Linked DNA regions of Homo sapiens: region 1 is linked to region 2. A link is a loop called in an ENCODE intact Hi-C map of the cell type or tissue named here. Cell type or tissue: CD4-positive, alpha-beta T cell. All regions are shown on one strand.

Region 1 (8,000 bases), 280 kb after region 2:
AGGGGGGGGGGTGGATCACCTGAGGTCAGGAGTTCAAGACCAGCCTGGCCAACATGGTGAAACCCCACCTCTACTAAAAATACAAAAATTACCTGGGTGTGGTGTCATGCACCTACAGTCCCAGCTCCTAGGGAGGCTGAAACAGGAGAATCGCTTGAACCCAGGAGGCAGAAGTTGCAGTGAGCTGAGATTGCATCACTGCACTCCAGCCTGGGCGACAGAGCAAGGTTCCATCAAAAAAGGAAAGAAGAAAAGAAGGGGGGGAGAGGGGAGGGGAGGGGAAAGGAAAAAGAGAAAGAGACCATTGCATGGAGGAGCCCCTAACCCTGACAATACTGATTTGAACTTCTCTGGAGGATGGAACTTATAAATCTAAGCAAAGTAGAGAGAATGCTCAGTAACAACAACAGTTGTTTTGTTTTTTTTTTTAAGGAGGGTGGAGGGAAGAAGAAAGAGATGGAGAAAGCAACCAGATATGAGACAGGAAACAAAAAAGTGAAACAGAGGCCCACAGTTGGACCCAATTTGAAATCCAAAATTTACTAAAAGAATTTATACAACGTAAGATTTAAAAGGGCACTAACTGGCTTTTGTACTTCTGCAACATAGGTTCTGAATTAACTTTAACACAATTTGAATGCACCAACAGGCAAATCTTCATGGCCTTAACACTGAGGCTCAAACTACATTTATTCCTGGGATCTCATTAAATTTAAACAAATTACCCCCTATAATTATAATCTATAATATAGATCTAATTTATAAGTCTTTCATTTACAGATTAACATGCTATAATCTTAGGGGAGTTACTGAACAAAAAATAGAGGGCACATAAGTATGTTTCACCTTAACTGCAGGAATTATTGTCTAAATTTTCCAGTATCATAGCATTCATTGTCCTAAAATATCCCATAGTGAGCATGGACACTCTGGCCTAATGATCAATACATTTAAATATAATTAAGAATTTGACATATACAAAATTGGCTTGGCAAAATGAGACCCCATGGACCATACCCCTAGTAAAACCAGTTAGTATGGCTCAATGTAAATTTAAACAGAAACTTACAAGTACTGAAATCCATCACATGCCTCCATTGTTCCTTCATATAAGAACTCAATTTGGCCTGTTCTTAAATTTGGAATGAATGACACTACACAGTGGATTATGTAACCTTAATGCCATAGTGCTACCCAGTAAGGCCCCCAGACATTATATTATTGAATTGACTGACTCCATCTAATCAGCAACTGCAACGTATTTTGCTATTATAGATTTGGCTAATATGTTCCATTCAGCTCCCACTTCAACAGCTTCTTAGTCAAAACTTTCCTTTACCTCTAAAGGAATACAACCTATCTTTAGCTGGTGGCCACCCACAGGGTACCCCAACAGCCTTGCCATCATACACAAGCCTTTGCAGGGAAGGTCTTAACTGCACTCAACTTTCTCCAAGAGTACAGGCATGACATTATATTGATGACATTCTCTTCTGAAGGCATTCATTCGACATTCGACACACTCGTTCAGGACATACAAATAAAAACTCACCAAGGAGTTCACAGAAGAGAAATGGGCCATTGCCTTGTGCATAGTACAACGTCTTGCCACCATGCTAAATTCCTGAAAATTACCTGGTAAACTGCAGGGAACTCCATCCCCTGACTCTTAAGAAATAGCTAATGATTGTATCAGCACCAAAAATAGTAAGGGAAGCCCAGGGTCTTTTAGGCTTTTTTGGGTTCAGGAAGCAAAATATCCTTCCTTTGTAAATTTTTATTGAAGCCCATCTTCAATGGGCTTCCCTCCAACAACCGCCTCTAGAATCTGTCCAAACTGCAATCAACATGCATTTCCTTTAGTTCCCTCAGAGACTCCTCACTATAAAAGCTTTAGTAACCTCCTCTCATGCTTCCTGGAGTCTCTAGACCACTTATAATGGCTATAAGTTACCCCTGGACTTCTGATACAAGAAACTGAACCCCCTTGGCCCTGCTGTATACAATATAAGAATACCAAATTCTGGCCATGTGCTGATCTCTCCTGAGAAGAGAAACTTCTGTTCTCTGAACCCGTGACCCTCCATACCCAGGTCTCCATTATGCCTTGAGTCATACAAGTGGCACCCTGCAAGCTTGGCATAGCTATTGAGGCCTCTTTGCTACAGGACAGGGCCAAACGTGGGCCCTCTCGCATATTCTATTTGCCAAGTTGTAGGAGGATGAAAGGAGGGCCTCCCCTTTCCTCAGACCTTTGCCTGATGCCACAGTGCTGGAGGAGGTCACCCCTTTAAGATTTGGCTATGTAAGGAGCCACTTGCAATCAACTAATCAACAGCAATGGGAGTTCATACATTTTACAGATGAAAATATCACCATCAGGCATGACGGAGCTCACTGGAGAGCTGCTACTTTTCATCCCCTAATCAATATGTTGCTGATACAAGATGGGACCTATCTTAGTCAGCTCAGGCCGTCATAACAAAATGCCACAGACTGGGTGGCTTAAACAACAGACATTTATTTCTCACAGTGCTGCAGGCTAGAAGTCCAATATCAGGGTGCCAGCATGGTCAGGTTCCAGTAAAGGCCCTCTTTCTAGCTTGCAGATGGCAGCTTTATTGCTGTGTCCTCACACAGCAGAAGAGGAAACTCAAGTGTTTCTTCTTGTACTCCCACCATGGGGGCTTCATCCTCATGACCTCATCTAAAACTAATTGCTTCCTGAAGCCTCAACTCCTATCACATTGGGGGTTAGAACTTCAACATATGAATTTTAGGGAGACACAAACAGTCAGTCCATAACTGAAACCAAGGGTCACCACAATCGGACAAACTTCAGGCAGTCGTGTAACACTGGATACTCCGGCCAAAAGTTGATTCCATCTGCATATTTTTATATTCTTGGGTCATTGCCAGTAGTCTGACACTCTGGTCTAGTCAAAGACCACAACAATTTCTCGTTCAAGGTTGCCACACTTGGGGTAAAACAAAAACAAAAACAAAACAAAACAAAACAAAACAAAAATAACCAAACCTCTGGTAATCTCTCGCCCTACAGATACCCAAAATATAAATTAAAGTCACACATATCTCTACACATGCCCAAGCCACAATATAAGGTCTCATCAAGACACTCCTTATCTATTAGGTTGGTGCAAAAGTAATTGCAGTTTTTGCCATTACTTTGAATGGTAAAAACTGCAATTACTTTTGCACCAACCTAACACTTTGGAGTTCCAGACACTGATAGTACAAGAAACGTTTTGCTTCCCAGAACACACAATGCTGGGCTCTTGAACAAGGGATTCAATGGAATGTTTGTCTTCCTTATTGGCCTCAGGCTATAAGCCTCATAGAGCACCATAAGGGCTTACTAAACAAGCTCAAATTCAATAAAATAATATATAGTATGTTTTAGTCGTCAGTTAGACATCAGGGTGAATTGTAATAGTAAGACTCCTGTGTTTGATGTTTGAAGCTGTCATCTTTTTCAGCCTCACTGCTCTCATTTCCCCTTATGGCCCACATCTGGACTGATCACAAAGCCTAGATGCTCCCTCCTCTGGTGCTTGTGGGAAAGTCAAACCAGGCAAGTTCCTGTTTATGTACAGAAACCCTTGCCCCACCCTATACCCTAACCTCAATAAAAACTCCAAGCCAATCTCCTTTCAGTGCTCTCTCAAGACATTTTCAATCTGCTTGAGAGGACTGCCCTGCTTTATTTATGTCAGTAATAAAGCATTGCCAAAGGAGATTAACATCTGGGGCCAGGCGCGTTGGCTCATGCCTGTAATCCAGCACTTTGAGAGGCTGAGATGGGAGGATCACCAGAGGTCAGGAGTTCAAGACCACCCTGGTCAACATGGTGAAACCCCATCTCTACTAAAAATACAAAAATTAGCTAGGCATAGTGGTGGGCACCTGTAATCCCAGCTACTTGGGAGGCTGAGGCAGGGGAATCACTTGAACCCAGGAGGCAGAGGTTGCAGTGAGCTGAGATTGTGACATTGCATTCTAGCCAGGGTGACAACAGTGAAACTCTGTCTCAAAAAAAGAAAAAGAGAGAGAGAGAGATTAACATTTGAGTCAGTGGACTGGGAAAGGCAGACTCACCCTCAATCTTGGTGGGCACAATCTCATCAGCTGCCAGTGCAGCCAGATTAAAAGCAGACAGAAGAAAAGACCAGACTGGCTTAGCCTCCAAGCCTACATTTGTGCTGGATGCTTCCTGCCCTCGAACATCAGACTCCAAGTTCTTCAGCTTTGAGATATGGACTGGCTTCCTTGCTCCTCAGCTTGCAGACAGCCTATTGTGGGAGCTCACCTTGTGACAGTGTGAGTCAATACTCCTTAATAAACTCCCCTTTATATATCCATCTATCCTATTAGTTCTGTCCCTCTGGATAACCCTAATACACCATGGAATCACCTCATTGCTAAAGTTCCAATTAATGTAAGAACCAAAGTAGAGTAGTTTGGGGTTTTTTTCCTCTGTATTAATTTTAACTCATACCAAACTACTTTATAAAAAGGCCACTCTATAATATTCCACTTTGCTTTACTACAAATTCAAATTACCTAAATATTTTCCTAATACTAAATGAGAATCCAAACAAAATTGAGATACGAATCCACCTATGTCCACAGAGCAGCTACAACAGGTATAAATTTAACAAAAGAAGTATAAATCTTTTACTCTGAAAACTATATAATATTGTTGAAATAATTTAAGAATACATAAATAATTAGAAAGCATCCCATGTTCATGGATTGGAAGTCTTAATATTGTTAAGATGGCAATACTCCCCAAATTGATCTACCGATTCAATGCAATTCCTATGTAAAATGCCACATGGCTTATCTGCAGAAATTAACAAGCTAATCCTAAAATTCATATAGAAATTCAAAAGACAAAGAATAGCCAAAATAATCTTGAAAAATAAGAACAAAGTTGGAGGGCTCATACTCCCCCATTTCAAAGCTTAGTGTAAAGCTACAATAATCAAGACAGTGTGGTACTAGCATAAAGATAGACATATAGCTAAGTAGAACAGAATTAACATTCCAGAAATAAACCCAATATTTGTGGTGAACTAAATTTCATCAAGGTTGCCAAGACCATTCATTGGATAAAGAAGAGGTTTTTCAACAAATGGTGTTAAATATACTTATTCCAAAGAAAGCTAGACCCCTATTCATCTATATTTTAAAAATTCAAAATGAATTAAAAGCTTCAAGGTGTGTGAAAAAACTACAAAACTCTTGGGGAAAAATAGGTATAAATCTTGATGACACCAGATTAGCCAATGGTTTCTTAGCTATGACATGAAAAGCATAAGTAACAAAAGAAAAATTTAGGTAAGTTGAATTTCATCAAAACTGAAAGTTTTTGTGCTTCAAAGGACACTATCAAAAAAGAGAAAAAAACCCTAAGAATGGGATAAAATATTTGCAAATAAGTGTCTAATATCCAACATGTATAAATACCTATTCCAACACAACAATGAAAAGAAAAATAACCAAATTTTAAAATTAGCAAATAAATTGAATAGGTATCTCCCCCAAGAACATGTACAACTAACTGGCCAGCAACACATGACAAAATGCACAGCATTTTCAGCCATCAGAAAAAGTGCAAATCAATGCCATAATCAGATACCATGACACACTCATTAGGACAGCTATAATTAAAAAGACAGACAATAACAAGTGTTGGTGAGGATATGGAGAAACTGGAGCCCTCCACATATAGCTGGTGGGAATGTAAAATAGTGCAGCCACTTTGGAAAACAGCCTGGCAGTTTCTTGGAAGATTAAATACAGAGGTGCAATGTGACCAAGCAATCCTCCTTCTAGGTATATTCCAATGAAAAGATATGTTTACATAAAACTTGCACATAAATTTGACATTATTCATAAGAGACAAAAGTTGGAAAGAATGCAAATATACTTCAACTGATGAATGGATAAACAAAGTGGATTACCTATACACTGGAATATTTTTCAGCTATAAAAAGGAGTGAAGTACTGATACATGCTGAAATGTGGATGAAGTTTGAAAGGCCACATATTATATGATTCCATTACACGAAATGCCCAAAATAGAGACAAAATGGCTTAATGGTTTCCCAGAACTGGGGCTTGAGGGAGTGGCTGCTAATGGATACAAGATTTCTTTCTTTTTGGGACTGTGAAAATGTTATAAAATTGCAGTGATATTTGCATAATTCTGTGAATATACTAAAAACCACTAAATTGTATCCTTTAAATTGTGAATTGCATATAGTACACGAATTATATCTCAACAAAGCTGTTATGGTAAATAAAAGTTCTTCAGCTCAGGAATAGGCTTACATTAAGACAGAGCTATGGCTGTTTTCCCAATCTATATAAATATCTTCACTTTCAAAGGGCCTGTGTCAGATAGAAAACTTGGTCTGTTATTGTATGTCCTCTACAAAAACACTCCTCTCATGCAGGTGGAATAAATGTTTTGTATGGCAGATCAAAGACTCTTCTAAATGAATAAAATCCTAATAGGGAAATTAATTTAAATAAATCCAGAAGCTAATAAACATTTTTTAATAAAAACCTAAGATCAAATATTCAAATCTCATGCAAAGAAGCTGAAGTGGACTCATTTCTTTCATTTTTATCATTATATTCTGACAAGATTTTGCCCAAAAAAAAGATGAAAATTTCTATTCGAACAACAAAAAAGATTGTGCTGCTGCTGAACTTTTAAAAGATGTGTTGTTCTTTCAAAATAATATCATTTTTCTTTTAAAAGATAAATCCTTTGAAAAAACCAGATATTCTCATTTTGATGAAACTTGAAGAATTAAGTTTGTTTTGCCATTTTCCCTTTTTGTATTGATTCTCCTTTTAATGACTCTGTAATGTTACAAAAATATCTCAATCAACTAAAATCATAGCGTTTTAAGTTTTACTATTATATTGATAAAGATCCATCCAACATTGTCAAACGTTCTTGACATTCCAGGCAACCAGTAAAGAAGTTAAGAAAGTAAATGTATATTAATCCAATTCAATACGCATTCACAGATGCCTACCATTGTCAAGACACTTCACAAGGTGTTCTGGAAAATTCAGAAACAAAGAAGGAGTAGTCCCTACCAGGGCTGACAATCTGCTGGAGCACTGTGGCTCACTGATAACCACAGCCTAAGATAAAGTGGGTAACAGGACCGGAATAGAGGTGAGAGTAAGTGCTATGGGAAGAAAAAACTAAATGAAAGCAAAACACATCAAGCAGAATGATTCAGTGTTTTTATTCAAGGGCCATGTTTTCCTTATAATTTCATATTTGAAGTTTTTCTCTGGTACATTTATATGTACAGGGCAATATATTGTTTGGGCTCATTTTTTTTTTAATTTTACCATAGTTCTTCCTAGTTGTTTTTACAGTTTCTCCTTTCACAGATACTTTGTTAGAGAGGTGGTTTGCTTTGTTCACATGGCTGAGAAGCAATTCTTCCTCTCTCACCTTGCTTGGAAACATAAACAAACAGCAGCTGTTTTTTATCAAGCTTTCTTCACACTGGGACAAACCTCTTTAAACACAACTCTGTAGTATTAGGGCTACAGCTCTCCCAAAGGAGAAAAGAAAGACACAATTAAACAAAGCAAGAGAAGTGGCACATTTCAGAACTGTATTACAGATCTGCATTTTGTATAATTACTAGCAAGTGTATAATCTCAAGAAAGACTCAAACTCTTTGAATTTCAGTTTTCTCACATGAAAAATGAGGATAAAACCATCTATTCATTACAATGATAGAAAAGAAATTGCATCTAAAATGCTTATCATATTGCCTAACATATAATAAACACCCAACAAATGATAGGCATTGCTATTGCTGCTATCATTAATGCCACTCTTACTGTAATTGCAAAAGCACCTTTCCACCAAAAGGAAAAATAGAACATAGGTCAAGGTGCACAGGAGCTAACTTCCAAGATGGTGGCTCTCCAGT
Region 2 (8,000 bases):
GGAACTCAGGGGCCGAGATGTGGTTTTCAAGTCATCCATTTACCAAGCGGATGGACCATAGACAGAATGATTAGGATGGACCATTCCCTATCTTTGGAATTGGAGATGATTCAGAGTGTGTGTGTATTAAGGAGGAGGCAGAGGGATGCAGACACAGGGAGGGAGGCTCACATCACAAACTGCTACAGGAGATGAGGTGCTGGTTTTAGGCCCACATAAGAAGGTACTCCAAGAGCCACCAGGTCTCTTAACTCCTGCTAGAAACCAGACGCCAAAGGAACCAAGGAGAGGGCTCAGCCTTGACAGGCAACTACTGGAGGGCTATCTCTCTCCCTGTCTCTCTTTGCACTTGGTGGTGTCCCCAAGGAATAATATGCTAGAAACAGACTCATGATTCAGATGCTCCACAAAGGTTTGTTATTTAAATGATTTTTCCCAAAGAGAATAATCTAACTTATATTTTCAAAACCGTGATGGTCCCATACCAGGTATGCTTAGAGTGGGCCGCAGGGATCAATAGGCATACTCTACCCCCTGAGGAAGGGCAGAGCACTTTCTGGTGCTTAAGTGTCATGCTCTACCAACTGAGCTAGCGGGCGATGATTTTCTGGTATTTAAATGATAACGCTTGATATGGTTTGGCTGTGTCCCCACCCAAATCTCATCTTGAATTGTAGCTTCCACAATTCCCACATGTTATGGGAGGGACCTGGTGGGAGGTAACTGAATCATGGGGGTGGGTCTTTCCCATGCCATTCTTGTGATAGTAAGTCTCACAAGATCTGATGGTTTTATAAAGGGGAGTTTCCCTGCACAAGTTCTCTTCTCTTCTCTGCCGCCATGTGAGATGTGCCTTTCACCTTCTGCCATGATTGTGAGGCCTTCCCAGCCACGTGGAACTGTGAGTTCATTAAACCTCTTTCTTTTGTAAATTGCCCAGTCTCAAGTATGTCTTTGTCAGCAGTATGAAAACGGACTAATAGAACAACCCACAGAGTCAGAGGCACTGAATTAAATCACAGAGCCTGGGCCTGACAGCCCCTTCATTATAGTCTTGTCCTTGAAACTGGACCCTTAGTAACTCCATTTTATAGAAAAACTGAGGTCTAGGAAAGTGAATAAACTCATCTCTCGCAGGGAAGAGGTTCTGGGGCTGAGAAAACCATATCTCCTCTTGTTAGAGAGTCATGATTTTTGAATATTGTCTTTCCTTTGACTTGTGTTTAGTTGGAGGGGAGTTTACAGCATTTATTTTCAAATAAGTCGCCAGTGACATTTAAGTGAAGAATTGGTATCTGCCAGAGGCCATGGGTCTAGAAAGGTTGAGTGGGATGGCCAGGTGACATTCCATACCTCATCTGCTCTGTGGCCTCTCTGGCTACAGGAAGGCTATGCTGAATTCTGTATCCCAGAATATCTTAAAGGCACGCACTTTTACTACAGACCAGGTTTAACCAACTGCCCACCAGGATCTGGGGAAAACCTCAGGCCTCTTCTGCAAAGCAGCAGCTGAAATTCACCTTTCTTCTCCCATGGCACCTATCTGCCTTCAAAAAAGTGACATTTAATTACACACACACACACACACAAACCCAAACAAAAAAACGTATTGATGACAAAGCATAAGTGAGATGAGCTGAATGGGGCAATTAGTTTTCACCTTGGTCAGGTATCTGTTCTCATCTTATTGCACCTTATTGTGAAATGTATATTATCATCAATAGAGGTGGGTTTTATCAGGCTTCAGTATCAAGGATCTTCCATGAATGTTGAGAAGACTTCGCTATTCTGAGTTTCATTTTCCACTGACCATGATGTTTTGCACAACTGACACCACAGGCCAAGGGTTCTTATTACTTCAAAGAGCTGCTTGGCATATCTGGAGGATTCTGTCCCTTGATATTGGGAATATTTTGATGTTTGGGGGTTGTGCTAAAAACTTCCTTTAGCTGAAGTCCTATGAGTAAAAGCATACAGACGCTCATGGTTCTTTTATCAAAGCACTGTGGGGGCACTTATTTTTGTGACACATAATATTCTTTCAGAACAACAACCATAGGAACCATTAATTTACCTTGAATTTACCACTTCACTAGCACTCTCTACTGTGTTATGTGCTGAATAGCTGTCAGAAATGCCACCTTAAGTGCTCACATTTTCTTTAAGCCTTTGGTTATTCAAGATAAAATTAAGGGAAGAGAAGATAATCGCAGAGCATCGTTTATAAGTGGGAGAGGCACAAAACACTATGTTTAAATGACCATGTTTTGGATTTAGGAAGCAACAAAGAGCTTGATGTTTTCAATTCTGATAAGGTATAATTACTGCTCTGAGAGCTCCACTCAGTGGGAAAATCTCTGAAATGTGAAGTCCTTTGGCTGGTGGACGTAATAGCTTCTCTACTGCTTTAGCTCAAGGGCAACATTCATTCTGATGAATCCCTGAATTTAAAATCTGAATGCATTAAACAGATAAAGCTAGCAAGCCTTTATTTTCCAAAGGGGTTCTACTGCTGTCTCTTCTCTCCTGCCCTTTAACAGACACCCTGTCCTGACCCATGAATCAACCAGGTGTTATGGAGCACTCAAGGTGAGCTGGGGCCAGCTTCACTATGAGGAGTTTGCAATCCATGCTAGAGCAATCACTGCACTTTTAAAAACAGTTCCCCAGGGCCTAAATCTCTATTCAGAAGTCATTAACTAATTTACCAAGGGCTTAAAGATATGCAGGGAGCGGGGGCACTCTGCAGACAGCAGGCATCGGGTGTTCTCGTCCCAATACGCTCTTCCTTCCTCTTTGCTCACCCCACATTCTGCTCCTCTCTCCATCCTGCTCTTCCAAGACTCCTTCCCATTATCAAGGATGAGGCTTCCACTTGAGCACATAGTATTTTTTTTATGGCAACAGCTTAAACCATTAGGTCATTTTCTGTGTGTTTAACTTTTAGATTATTGTTTCACCTGTTTTGCAATTGTGCGTTTCCCCCCTTAATACATAAAAAGCACCTTGATGATTGTGAAGAGAGGGAGAAGTAGCATCATAATATAGTGGAAAAACATGAGTGTTGGGTGTGGCCTGGCCTGTATTTGTATCTTGGCTCCATCACTTTCTAATTATGTTGTCTTCAGAGGACTATGCAATCTCCCCAAACCTCAGTTTCCCCAGGCATCACATGAGGATGATATCTACAACAGCTATGGTTGTTGTGAGGGTTAAAATAATGCCTGTTAAGTGCCCAGGACATAGTAGATGGTCAATAAATAAGAGCTCTATTGTTAAAGTTCTGCCTCTTACTTTTTTGAATCCTCCCTACCTACCCACCCCATATGGTAGAGACAGAGTTGCTAAAGATTGTCTACTAATATATGTGAACTGAAGGTGAAAGGTTGAAGTTCAAATATACAAAATATATAAAAAATATACATACCCCTAACTAACAACAACAAGACACAGATAAAGCAAATATGGCAGAATGTTAATAAATGTTAAATATGGATTATGGGGTATCTGGGTTTTATTCTTTCCACTATTCTATATTAAATTTTTTTTGTGATAAAAGGTAAAATAATAAAAGCCTTAAAATATATACACACTCTGAGAAGAAGGAGGTTGGTGAATTATTAATTTTTTAGTAAGTTTAGAAAGTCCAAAAATGCTTGACATATTCATTTTGAGGTCTTTTATGCCTAAACTATTTAATAACATGTAAAAAAATTCAAAACCATCATCTACAATCACATTCATAAAGTTAACAAAGAAGACAAGAATAGATATGAAAAATACTGAATAAGTATAATAAATCTTATTAAAAGTAACATGAAAATCCATGTACCCTCAGGTAATGTGTATAAAACTCCATGCTGCAGGGTGAGGACCATCCTGTGGACTGTTTCATGGGAGAGCCACCAGGGGATGCTAAAGAGTAGCATTACGGGGAACCACACAGCAAAAGCACCATCACACCATTCAACCTGACCCTAAGGAGCGCGAGTCCGTCCCTGAGAGTCACACTCATTACTACACCACTTGGGGGTCTGGGAGCATGGATACAGCAGATCTGTTTGGCCCGTGGTGAGGAACATACCTTGCTGCAGGGGCAGAGCTGCCTGCAACCAGCACAAGTGTGAGGCTGCTGTTGGCACCTAAGTGTGGCATCTTAGAATCCCTGGACGCTGGGCTGAGGCTGTGTTAGAGCTGACAACTTTCACAGCTACTCTGCCAGGAGCTATAAAGCATGGGGCAGAAAAGGGAGATTCTTATCTGGGCTTCTAATTCTTTTTCTCTAGTGGTGAGGCTTACTTCCAACACATATTTAAATTAATGGCATCAGCATATTCAGGTAAAAATATATAGCAGCAACTGAAGAGCTATACTAGAAAATTATTTTCATTTTCATTTTAAAAAATGTATTTTGAGATGGAGTCTCCCTCTGTCACCAAGGCTGGAGTGCAGTGGAGCAATCTCGGTTCACTGCAACCTCCGTCTCCTGGGTTCAAGCAATACTCCTGCCTCAGCCTCCCAAGTAGTTGGGATCACAGGCACGTGCCACCACACTCGGCTAATTTTTTTAATTTTTTTTATTTTTGGTAGAGATGGGGTTTCACCATGTTGGCCAGGCTGCTCGAGCCTGGCCACTGAAAATTATTTTCTTAAATTATTTTTAAAGTACATTCCAGGCCAAGCTCTTCAAGGGCTTTGACTGTGTTTTCACCTTCTCCCACTTGAGAGTAAAATCCTTGAGGTAGATCCTGACAGATTTCTTTGTACTCAGAAAAGAATGTTTGATTGAATATTTGTTAAAAAAGTGCCTTTGCCAGCTGGGCATGGTGGCTCATGCCTGTAATCACAGTGCTTTAGGAGGCTGAGGCAGGAGGATCACTTGAGGCCAGGAGTTTGAGACCAGCCTAGAAAACATAGTGAGACCCATCTCTATAAAGCATCTTTGCACATTAATTCACTACATTCTCACAATGACTTTGTGAAGAGTTATTATGAATTCTATTTTAAATGGAGAAAACTGAGATTCAAAGTTAATGACTCAGCCAGGGGGAAAGAGAACAAGGACAGGGATGTTATTCCTACAGTGATGATGACGAAGTGCACAGAGGCAGGAACTTGCTCAAGGTCTCACCACTGGATAGGGGCAGAGATGGAACTGACTCTGGGTTAGCACTGCGTCCTCTCTCCACCAGAGCATGCTGTGCAGATAAATATGCTACAGTGTACAAAAGATACACGTGCATTCCTTACAGGATGGAATTCTGGCAGGGCCTTCTAACTGGTAGAACAAAGAGATCATGCATTTTCAGGCTATACAGGTCATGCTTCCTCAAAGCTGGCATGCTTGGCTCAGACAAGATCTCATTCACAATAATAATGCATGGGTTTCTCACAAGGGTGACATGGGGTACCTTGGGTTCTCCTGACCTGGTAACTTCAAAGGGCTCCATTGTTGAAGGTTTCAGGGCTGCTTTGCCTCTATTTTCCCAGGTTCTCCACCCCATGTCACACCTCCTGGTCTAATTCAGTATTACTAGCAAATTCTCAAATCCATCACCTTAAACTACATGGCATGCATGACGGCCTGCATAAAAGCCACTGATTATGTTCAATTAGGACTTTAACTTTTTAAAAAAAAAACATTTTATCTTCTGTTTTTTCTTCTGGCATTTATCTGGAGAGAAAGATAGCGTAGAGATCAGAAAGACAGAGAAAAAAATACATTGTGTGGGAGGTGAAATGCCACGGTCATTTTTGAAGCCCATTTGGAGTTACTGGTTGTGATTTACTGAAAAGAAAATGAAATTCATGTCCACCATCCATCTTGCTGAAATGTCATGCCAAGTGTAGCTGTAGTAGCAGAGAGGTCCAGTGGAGATGCCTGCAAATCACCTGCCAGCCGCTGTTGGTCTCTGGTTTGAGAGCCACATGCATGCTACAGAGAAGTAAAACTCCTGGTCTGCAGGCCAACAAGGAATTTTCCTGGAACATGGAAGTGCATAACTACAGGGAACTGACCCCTAATTTTGGCAGTTACTCTCTCCCCTGCCATGATCCCAAAAGTGGGGCCTAAAAGTTCCAACTTCTAAAACACGGAACATATTATCAATATATTATATCAATATCTATTGCTTTGTCCATCATATGAAACCTTTATCAAGGGCTTGTTCTGACTCTTTGGATGATGTCTGGAAGGCAGAGTCCCAGAGCAGGCAGTGTGACTAAAACAGGGTCACTGAACTTCAAGGAACAGCCCTGTTTTCCTCTTTAGGTACAACTTGACAGTCAGTGGGAAATACGACGAATCACCTTCCCTAATTACAAAAATGCTCATCTTGACCATGGCCAGTCAGGCCTCTTGGGCTCCTTGAAGACGTGTTTGTAACTTTAATTCTTACGGGGGGGGGGGGGTGTTCGGCTACTTTATGCAAGCTTACCAGATCACGTCATGCATCGTGACTAGACCAGAAAGGAAGGTATGAAATTCACATTGGCCATTTTCTGCTGGGGTTAAAATTCTGGTTGGGGAGGAGGCTGAAACTATTGGTAAAATGGAAATTTCAGGGCTGTCTACTCATCTTGTCATTTAATACCACAACAGATTGATAAATGGCTCTTTCTGTTGAAAGCTTTAAACAAACAAAAATAATAACAACAAAAAAGAGCAGCTCAGGCTTCTATACTGGAGTAGAGGGGAAGGTGAAGGATGTCATAAAAGGCCAAAAAGGAGCTGCCAGGGGACATGGAGCCACTTCACATTCTTCTGCTTTTCTTTTCAAATTGACCAGATATTTCGTTAATTCACTTTCTTATTTGGAGAGCATTTATACAGCACTTTTACTTCCTCCCATGTATAGATACCAGGAGGTCCATATGTGCATCTCAAAAATGTGCACTTATGTTTATGCTTTTTCTCCCCCAAGCACACCTTGGTGACTTCAAGGTGGAGAACAAATGCAGTGGGACACTAGGCTCCCACCTCTGTTCCCTGGGGAAAGGCTGGGATGCTTATCTGCTCCATGGTTAATAACAGATTCAGTATACACACACAGATCCAGACATTTGCAGAGGAGAAACCAACCTCCCTGCATTTTCAGAAAAATTGAGGGCACAAGGAGAATCCGAACCTCACCCCATGCTGCTCTGGGAACTGTGAGCATGGCCTTGAGAAGAGTCCCAGGCCAAGCACATTCCATTGCCCATCAACAGCCGACGTGAACGGTACTGGGGCCCTGTCTCCCTTTGTTGTGATGTGAGCAGTAATGTCGGAAAGTGACCATCTCCCCTCGAAAATGCAAACTACCACACGCTCCATTTCCTGCAAAGATCCCACCTTCAAAAATGTTCCTGTATATCCTTTCCTTTCATTTTTTACATAATTTCGTATTTTGGAATGAAGATTATTAATGATCCTTCCCAGACGTATTTCTTTCACACCTAAGGATAAACGTGGCTCCCCAAAGATGATGGGATGCCTCAGGAGATTCTGCCTGAACTCCTGAAAATCCAAACTCCACTCTGATCAAAACTCAAACCCAAAACAGCAACATACACAAACAACCGTCACCATCACCACACTCTCCTCCAACCAAAATGCCCTTGGACCTTCACGAAATGGGGCCTCACCTTTCTAAAGAAATGCTGCGTGGCCACGGCGAGGGCATCAAAGCCGCAGATGGCCCTCTTCAGCTCCCCTTGCGCAACGCCCAGCTGTCTGGTCTGCTGCTCACACCGCTCCTTCAGCCGCAGCACCAGCTGCCGCTCAGCCTCACGGGCCTGCGGGTCCGGCTTGGGCGGAAACCCATTTCGAGCTGCCGCAGTCCTCTGCTTTGGGTATCCTGTGAGAAAGAAAACCAAACCCCGGTCACCTGTGAAAAAACACTCAGTACACATGTGACAACGGCTTCTTATTACACAAGGAGTTCTTCAAGTGGTAGAGAAGAAATTGCCCACGGTTTGTCATTTTTAAGGATTGAAAAGAAAAAACAGTCAGGGACTAA

The links. Hi-C counts contacts between places; a loop is a spot of excess contacts. Peaks named below come from ENCODE experiments on the same cell type or tissue, not always from the same donor. Only the 100,000 strongest peaks of a DNase experiment are listed, where the experiment ranks them.
Region 1: it touches region 2 in a loop (7-fold over the local background); 10 of 110 quality-filtered maps call a loop at or near these places.

The regions. Positions count from the first base shown.
Region 1 is chr13:29,076,793-29,084,792 of GRCh38, reverse strand. All of the region lies in intron 4 of MTUS2 (microtubule associated scaffold protein 2), which reads right to left. Among named protein-coding and RNA genes, the nearest start is that of MTUS2-AS2, 170 kb to the left of the region's middle. In CD4-positive, alpha-beta T cell, no CTCF peak of the experiment used is centred here; a DNase peak (open chromatin) is centred at 3,562; H3K27ac peaks cover 1,058 bases.
Region 2 is chr13:29,359,100-29,367,099 of GRCh38, reverse strand. It overlaps MTUS2 (microtubule associated scaffold protein 2), which reads right to left. Exons shown (of 16, transcript NM_001033602.4): 8 at 7,627-7,838. Among named protein-coding and RNA genes, the nearest start is that of MTUS2-AS2, 110 kb to the right of the region's middle. RefSeq lists a silencer at 3,854-4,148 and an enhancer at 3,964-4,183. In CD4-positive, alpha-beta T cell, a CTCF peak has its summit at 3,888 (motif pointing right); a DNase peak (open chromatin) is centred at 3,919.